Regions from separate parts of the Homo sapiens genome. Here all the other regions are linked to region 1. A link is an interaction called in ENCODE POLR2A ChIA-PET data of the cell type or tissue named here. Cell type or tissue: OCI-LY7. All regions are shown on one strand.

Evidence for each region. ChIA-PET counts read pairs that join two places held together with the same protein. Peaks named below come from ENCODE experiments on the same cell type or tissue, not always from the same donor. Only the 100,000 strongest peaks of a DNase experiment are listed, where the experiment ranks them.
Region 2: POLR2A ChIA-PET joins it to region 1 with 8 read pairs; 2 of 35 experiments call an interaction of 5 or more read pairs at or near these places.
Region 3: POLR2A ChIA-PET joins it to region 1 with 5 read pairs; 3 of 35 experiments call an interaction of 5 or more read pairs at or near these places.

What each region holds. Positions count from the first base shown.
Region 1 is chr12:66,623,999-66,626,498 of GRCh38, reverse strand. The region is part of intron 1 of GRIP1 (glutamate receptor interacting protein 1); the gene reads left to right. Among named protein-coding and RNA genes, the nearest start is that of GRIP1, 54 kb to the left of the region's middle. In OCI-LY7, CTCF peaks have their summits at 2,244 and 2,455; a DNase peak (open chromatin) is centred at 1,428; H3K4me3 peaks cover 1,658 bases; H3K27ac peaks cover 2,441 bases.
Region 2 is chr12:66,534,981-66,537,480 of GRCh38, reverse strand. The region is part of intron 4 of GRIP1 (glutamate receptor interacting protein 1); the gene reads left to right. Among named protein-coding and RNA genes, the nearest start is that of GRIP1, 140 kb to the left of the region's middle. In OCI-LY7, no CTCF peak of the experiment used is centred here; a DNase peak (open chromatin) is centred at 1,170.
Region 3 is chr12:66,572,355-66,574,854 of GRCh38, reverse strand. The region is part of intron 2 of GRIP1 (glutamate receptor interacting protein 1); the gene reads left to right. Among named protein-coding and RNA genes, the nearest start is that of GRIP1, 110 kb to the left of the region's middle. In OCI-LY7, a CTCF peak has its summit at 64; a DNase peak (open chromatin) is centred at 1,054; H3K4me3 peaks cover 989 bases; H3K27ac peaks cover 1,581 bases.

The DNA of each region.
Region 1 (2,500 bases):
TTTCTCTAGAGAAATACTATACTATTTGTTGTGCACACGTAGTATTTATATTCAGAAGATAATATGTACTTTAGTTATAAATATATTGATTTTTAATTGAACTTTTGTTTGACTCTTTTAGCATTTGGTTTTAAAAGTAAATATACTTTTTTTTTTTTGGAGATGGGGTCTTACTCTGTCTCCCAGGCTGGAGTGCAGTGGTGCGGTCTCAGCTCACTGCAACCTCTGCTTCCCATGCTCAAGCAATTCACCCACCTCAGCCTCCCAAGTAGCTGGGAGCACAGGTGCACGCCACTATAGCTAGCCAATTGTTTTTGTTTGTTTTTTGTATTTTTGATAGAGATGGGGGTTTCACCAAGTTGCCCAGACTGGTCCCCAACTCCTGAGCTCAGTTGATCTGCCCACGTCGGCCTCCCAAAGTGAAAGATAAATAAACTGTTTTGTGTTTTTGAGACTGATAAGCTTGTTCTTCCCTCTGCCTAGAGAATCTCCCCTCCAGAAGTGGGCTGGTTCCTTCTTCTCATTTAAGTGTCAGCCCATGTCACATCCACAGAGAGTCATTCTCTTTCTGATAGTGCTTCCTCTCTCCCACTCTGGAACTCTCAGTACCCGAAATTCTTAGTAGGTATAAAATAAATATTTTATTAAATGCTACATGGGAGACACTTGCAAATGTCTCTATATACTCTTTATTCTATTTATATTTTTATCAAACTTCTCATCTAAGGAATAGCAACCCCTTACATTTGCTAGACTATCTTAAAATTATTCCTTTTTGGAAGCTCCATTTAAAATTTACGTTTGCATAATTTTTCCACCTCAGTGATGTTTCTCATTAAACTCTTAACACTTTAAAACTGCTTATGTTGGCTCAAATTTCAAGGGTAATTCCATCATTTTGAATTTCTTCATTTTATACCTACTGTCAGAAAGCAATTACAATAAAAAATCACTTATACTCACTATGGTTTTTCATATAATAGTATAAATGACTGTATTTCAATATAAATGTGTAAATTTTATTACTTTATTGAGTCCCTTTAAAAATTGATGTAACTTAAAGCACTGTAAATTCTCAGAAAAATGTGTTATAAGATCTACTGGTCATCTATTCATATGGGAAAGTACGTATGTGAAAATATGTCTGTATGCAAGTAGGATGCATAACCCAGATCAAGGAGTCAGTTCAGTTTGGGGAAAACATAATGTATACCATCCATAATGGAAGCAAGACAATAATGTAAATGATAAGATGCGAGTTACATTGGTTAAGAACAAAATGAAGCTATTATAATATATGCAACTTAAATAACATGGCAGCCCATCTGGTCACTTGAAGACCTTTCTCCAAATCTGTCCCCAGATTCATAAGTATAAGGTCATGACAGATAATAACATATGTCTCTTCCTTCCTGAGACCTTTCTGCCTTGTGTTTTAAATAAAGAATGACATTACAAGCTTACCACCTACACCAAACCTATTTAAAAAAAAAAAAAGGAACTGAAATACATGATCTAAAAGTAAAGTATAGTCTTGCCTTGATTTTCATTTGCATTTGACGTTTTAAAACATGGCAAAACCCAGTAATGAATTTTTACTTTGAGCCATTTCTAAATGTTTTGCTGGAAATTAGCTGTAAATATTACAGTCTCTGGAACAAGTTAAATTGGAAATGTTGCTCGTGCTAAATGAAATAATTAACTATGAATGAAAATCCTGATAGAAAAATGTACTTTTCACACATCTTTTACAGATGTGCTACACTGCATGGGAAATTTCACATGGAGAAAGTCAAATAACCACTGTCTTTCCTTAGAGATATATTTAAAAGGGGTAAGAGGTATGAAAATGAATGTATATGCTATTATCCATCAGCCTAGTACTTGCTGCAGAGGATAATTTCAATTCTTTGCTGTATGTACTTAGCCTAAATGATTGTTTTACATGCTTTATTTCTCTAATGCATTCAGAGAGAATCAATAAATTATATTTATTATTCAGAGGCAAGAGACATTTTGTAATCTATCCAATCATGAATTTCTAATGTATCTATTTTACTTTAAAATGTTACTTTACTTCTAATTTTTTTCTCTCTTTAGGGATTAATCACAATCATAGCAACCTATTACACATTTTGACGTGAAATTGTAAATCATCTTGTTACATATTTTTGCACTTTCCAAAATAAGACATTTTGTTTAATTATTCAAACCAAATTAATGGTGCTGATCTCTGTGCAACATAATCTAGACCTTTGAGAGGGCAAACATGCATATGGAAACAGAGGAACCAATTGAAATAATGCATTTTCTTACAAGGTTTTTAAATATTCAAAATCAGAGGAATGTTTAACTTCTATCTTATTGTAGAAATCTGTTTAGGTGGGAAAGATACTGACTCCTAGAGGATAAAATTGTATTTCCATCATCTAGCACAGTGCGTTGCACCCTGAAATTACTGAATAAATATATGAACAAATGAATGAATTAATTATAAAGG
Region 2 (2,500 bases), 89 kb after region 1:
ACATATTGTCAAGTAGTAATAATAGTAATTATAACAGCAGTAGCCAACAGATTTTGATTGTACCAAATGTCTGGCATTACAAAGAACTTGACTTGCATTGAATTATTTAATCCTTTCCACAAGGAGTGTCAGCATAGCAGAGATGAACTTTAGTATCAAATAGACAGGTTCAAATCCCAGCTCCACATTTTACTAGCTACATGCCTTTGAGAAAGTTACTTACACTTTCTATGTCTTAGTTTCCACATCTGTAAAATGCGAATATTATTAGTTCCTACTCATAGATTTGTTATGAGGATTAATTAAGTTAGTATTTGGAAAACATTTAGAATAGTGCCTGGCACTATCAAAGTTTTCAATAAAAAGGCAATCAACACTACAAGATAGGCATTTTTTTTTCTCATTTTACAAAGCCTGGATTCAATATCTGAATCCAGGCTGCCAGACTCCAAAGTCCATATGCATATTCATTGTGAGGTATACTGATATATGACTGCTGCCCAGTGTTTATGCTGTTCTAGCACCACCTCTCCTATTATTAGCTATGAACATGGATGCTACCCTGAGATAGCTTTTTGCTCTTCCATACTAATGAGAACTCAGGTTGATTATGAAGAGTTGGTAGAATTCATTTGTTCAGCAATGACTTATTGAGCATTTACTATGTTCCAGCCACCACTATGTACTAGGAGCTTGGGGAACATGAGTAGAGTTTATATTGTAGCAGAAGACAGATAATAAAATAAAACCATAATAAATAATTATACAGTATGAATACTATGAATGCTATGCGAAAAAGCAGTGCAAGGAGAGGGATTGAGAGTGCTGGGATCAGGGTGGGAATACAATTGCAAATAGGGTGGTTAGGACAGCATCATTGAGAATGTGAGATTAGTCAATGACTTGTGAAGGAGGTGAGGGAGTTGGTTGTATGGATTTCTGGGGGAAAAGAGTTCCCGGAAGAATGAACAGTCATTGCTAAGACCAAAAGCCAGGAATATACTTACGGTTGTTATAGAAACATTAAGGAGGACAGTGTGGCTATAGCAGAATGAGCAGTAAGAGAATTAGGAAATGGGGTCAGAAATGTAAGGGGGTGGGGTATCACTATAGGCCACTGGGAGGACCTTAAGTTTTTCTCTGAATGATACAGGAAGTCACTATATGGTTTGGGGCAGAGGAGTGACATGATGTGATTTGTTTTCAGAGGCTCTCTGGCTGCTGTGTTGACAACAGACTGTAAGAGACCAGGGTAGAAGCTGGGAGATGAGCTGGAGGGCAGTTACAGTGATCCATGTGAGAGATGGCAGTGGAGACAGTGAAAAGCAGTCAGATTCCAGATCTGTTCTGAAGGGAGAGCCTACAGGATTACCTAATGGATTTGTGAGTTGTGCAGAAAAAGAGGAGTCAAAGTTAACCCCAAGGTTTTGAGCATGAGCAGCTGGAAGGACAGAGTATCCGTTAACAGGAATGGATAAGAATGTGGGCAGAGCTGATTTGTGAGGGAAAGATCAGCAGTTCATGGCTTGAAATACTACATTTGAGGTGCCTATTTGACATGCAAGAGGAAATGTCAAGACCTGAAGATATGATTTGGAGTTTGAGAGAAAGATCTGTACTGTAAATATACATTTGAGAGTAATGGGAATATAGATGGTGTTCGAAGCTTGGGGATCAGATTCCAGTACTCAGGAAACATGTGCATAATCAGTCACAAGTTCGTATTCTTCACATAAAGTCTAACACCAAAGATTTAGTAGTCATTTTGTAACAAAATCAATTTAAGACTATGTTCACAAACCTTGCTACAACATTTTTTCGTTTTCAGCAAGACTAGGCAATAAAATAGAGTGTAAAGGCTTAGACTGTGTCAGCAGTTACATGGCAGCTTTGCTCATTTCTGTCTTTGTGACCTTGGGCATGTTATTTAAATTCTCTGAGCCTTCAGTTTCTAATCTATAAAATAGCTATAGTAGTTGCAGGATTTTTGTAATGATTAAATGTTATAATCACATGATCATTATTGAGACCATTATCAAACACTTTGTAAGTAACTAATAACATTAGCCTTATTACCATTATTACATTATTATACTGAAAGTACTGTGTTTTTTTTTTTAACTTTAAATGAGTCAGTTTGCTTTGAAATTACTCTCTCAAACCATTGCCAAAGACATAAGAGAAACCAGTTATCTAGAGCTAATGCTCTTTGATTATACATCTGTATTCCTCTGGGGATATGAATATCAATAAAACACAACCCCTTCCTAAAAGAAACTCTAAGTATAGCTTTTAGGCAAAGGCTAATAGTGAAGATTTGTCCAGTGTTGTGGGTGATTCAGAGCTAGGCGTTTCCAGGAAGACTTAAAGGAGGTCATGCTAGCCAGGTGGGAAGAGGAATATTTCAGACAAAGGGTGCAGCGCGAAGGGAAGATGACAGCCCAGCCCACAGTTAAACTACAAACAGATAGGGAAAGACAGAGAGGGGGCTAGGTGTGGT
Region 3 (2,500 bases), 52 kb after region 1:
GAGATCACACCACTGCACTCCAGCCAGGGCGGCGACAGAGCGAGACTCCGTCTAAAAAAAAAAAAAAGAAAAGTGGGAACAGAGAGTTCCTTCAGTCAGCTGCAAGAGGACAAGTAGAGTGGAGTTGACCATGAAAGTGGGCAGAACTGGGTATAAAATATAATAGCAAGTCAGTCTGTACAGAGATGCATGTTGAAGATGTTAATGAAATATTGTAAGCAACCTAAAATATCTATCAATAGAGGAATGGTCAAACAAATTAGGATGTCATTATTCTAGGAAGGTTTATAAAACTGTTAAACGTATGAGGTAGACCTGTAGGCCATGTCATGAAAAGATCTCCAAGACATATTGGTATGTTGGAAAACAGCAAGTCATTTTGTGGTGTTCAATCCAATTTAGGTGAAATGTTAGTGTTTTAAAAGAGAGAGTGAAAGGTTGGCACAAATTTTGACAGTGGCTTCCTCTGAGATGGGAGGAGTAGAAGGAGAGTGCAGAGGAGTGCCCTTGGGCTTTGCCCCAAATCCTTCTGTCTCATTGGAATCTTACACTAAAACGCATTTGTTTATTACCTGGATAATTTTTTTAAAACCGCTATAATGACAGGAAAGAATATCAGTGAATTGACGCTGCCTATCAGAACCATATCTTGGGTGGGTGGGGGGCATCCCTGACCCAGCCCTGCAGATGAGGAAGAAGACGAGGCATCTCTGCCAGCTGATACCACACAGAGCCTACAACCATTTGTTTCTGCACGTGTCAAGAAGACCATTTGCAAAAGAGAACAGCAAAAACAACTCACCATTTATGTGAGTAAGAGAAAATAGAGGATTTGGGGGAAAAAAAGATCAATAGTTTGAAATATTTCAGCTCATATGGAAAAGGGATTATCATGTTTTCCATGATCTTAGAGGCAGAACTAGAACTCATAGGCCAGAGGGCACCAACCAGCATGATCCCCCTCTCAGCAGTCACCGTCTAAACACAGAAGCATCTCGTTTGGCTGGTGAATACTGGGAGGCAGCACCTGTTGCTCTTCACCCTGTTTCACATCCGTACCCTGTACATGTGTGTCCAGCACAGCTTGTTTCTTTCAGTTTCTCTGACTAGCACCTGTGTTTGGATGTTTGATTCGTGCTGTGGGGTCAAGCTTTAGGGAATCAGACTAGGAAGCAGCTTAAGGTAGAACTTTCTAAGCATAGGAAGGCAGCACACCTATCTGGTTAGGAACGCAGGCTCTGGAGCTAGCCTGCCTTACTTGAATGCCGGCCCTGCCACCTACTACTGTGTGGAATTAAGCTGGTTGCTTCAGTTTCATGCTTCAGTTTTCCCATTGTGTGAAATGAGAGTGTAATGAGGATTATACGAGTTAATACACATAAAGCATTTACATTAGTTATCTATCACCATGTAACAATATTACTACAAATTTAGCAGCTTAAAACAATACACGTTTATTATCCCACAGTTTCTGTGGGTCAGGATTCTAGGCACGGCTCATCTGGTCCTTTTTAGGGTCTCACAGAGCTACAATCAAGGTGTCAAATAGAATAGCAGTCTCGACTGAGTCTTGACTCAGAGAGGATCTACTCCCAGGCGCACCCAGGTTGTTGGCCGAATTCAGTTCAGGGCTTTGGTTTCTTGCTGGCTGTCAGCCCCAGAGGCTGCCTTCAGCCCCAGCCTCAAAGCCCACAAGGGAGACAAGGCTGTGAGCATGATAGGTGCTACAGTCGGCATATATATAACATATATATGCCGACATATATACAACATATATATGCCGACATATATACATATGTTATATGTGCATAGTCGGCATATATATAACAACATGCATCTGGAAGCTTTGCCATATCTACTGGTTAGAGGTAAGCCATAGGTCATGCCCACACTCAAGGAAAGAGGACATCTAAGGGCAGTGAACATCAGGAGTTAAGGATCATAGAGAACTGTCATATAGAAAACATATGAGATCATAGAGAACACCGTCCTCCATGGCATACCAAGTCAGGCCTACTGCATATAAAGTTTTTAATAAATGTGAGTTATTATCCATGGAAGCTATCTGAAGAAGGCATAGATGGCTTTCTGGGAGGATTAGTTTCTCACACTGGGGGTATTCAGACCATTACTGGGTGGAGACTGTAGACACGTAGCAAAGAAAACCAAATGGAAATAGGCGTTGAGCCAGATAGCTCCTGAAGGTCACCTGAGATTACCCTGTCACCAGACAAGGTGAACCAACTGCCCCCTCCTCCTTCAGCATTGTCCTGAGTTCATTACTACTTTCTTTTTTCCATGCTGTCTTTTTTCACTTTTGTCTGATTTCACCTGTGTAAAAATGGAAACTAGAACACCCCATATGATTTTCTCTGAGAATTCTGAGAGTTGCCCTGATCCCTCATAGAATAGCCATGCTTGGGGGTGGGGTGGGAGGAAGGAAACACACTTTACCTTTACTATAATTTACAGGTTTGTTTCTTCCTAAGGAAAAGGGACC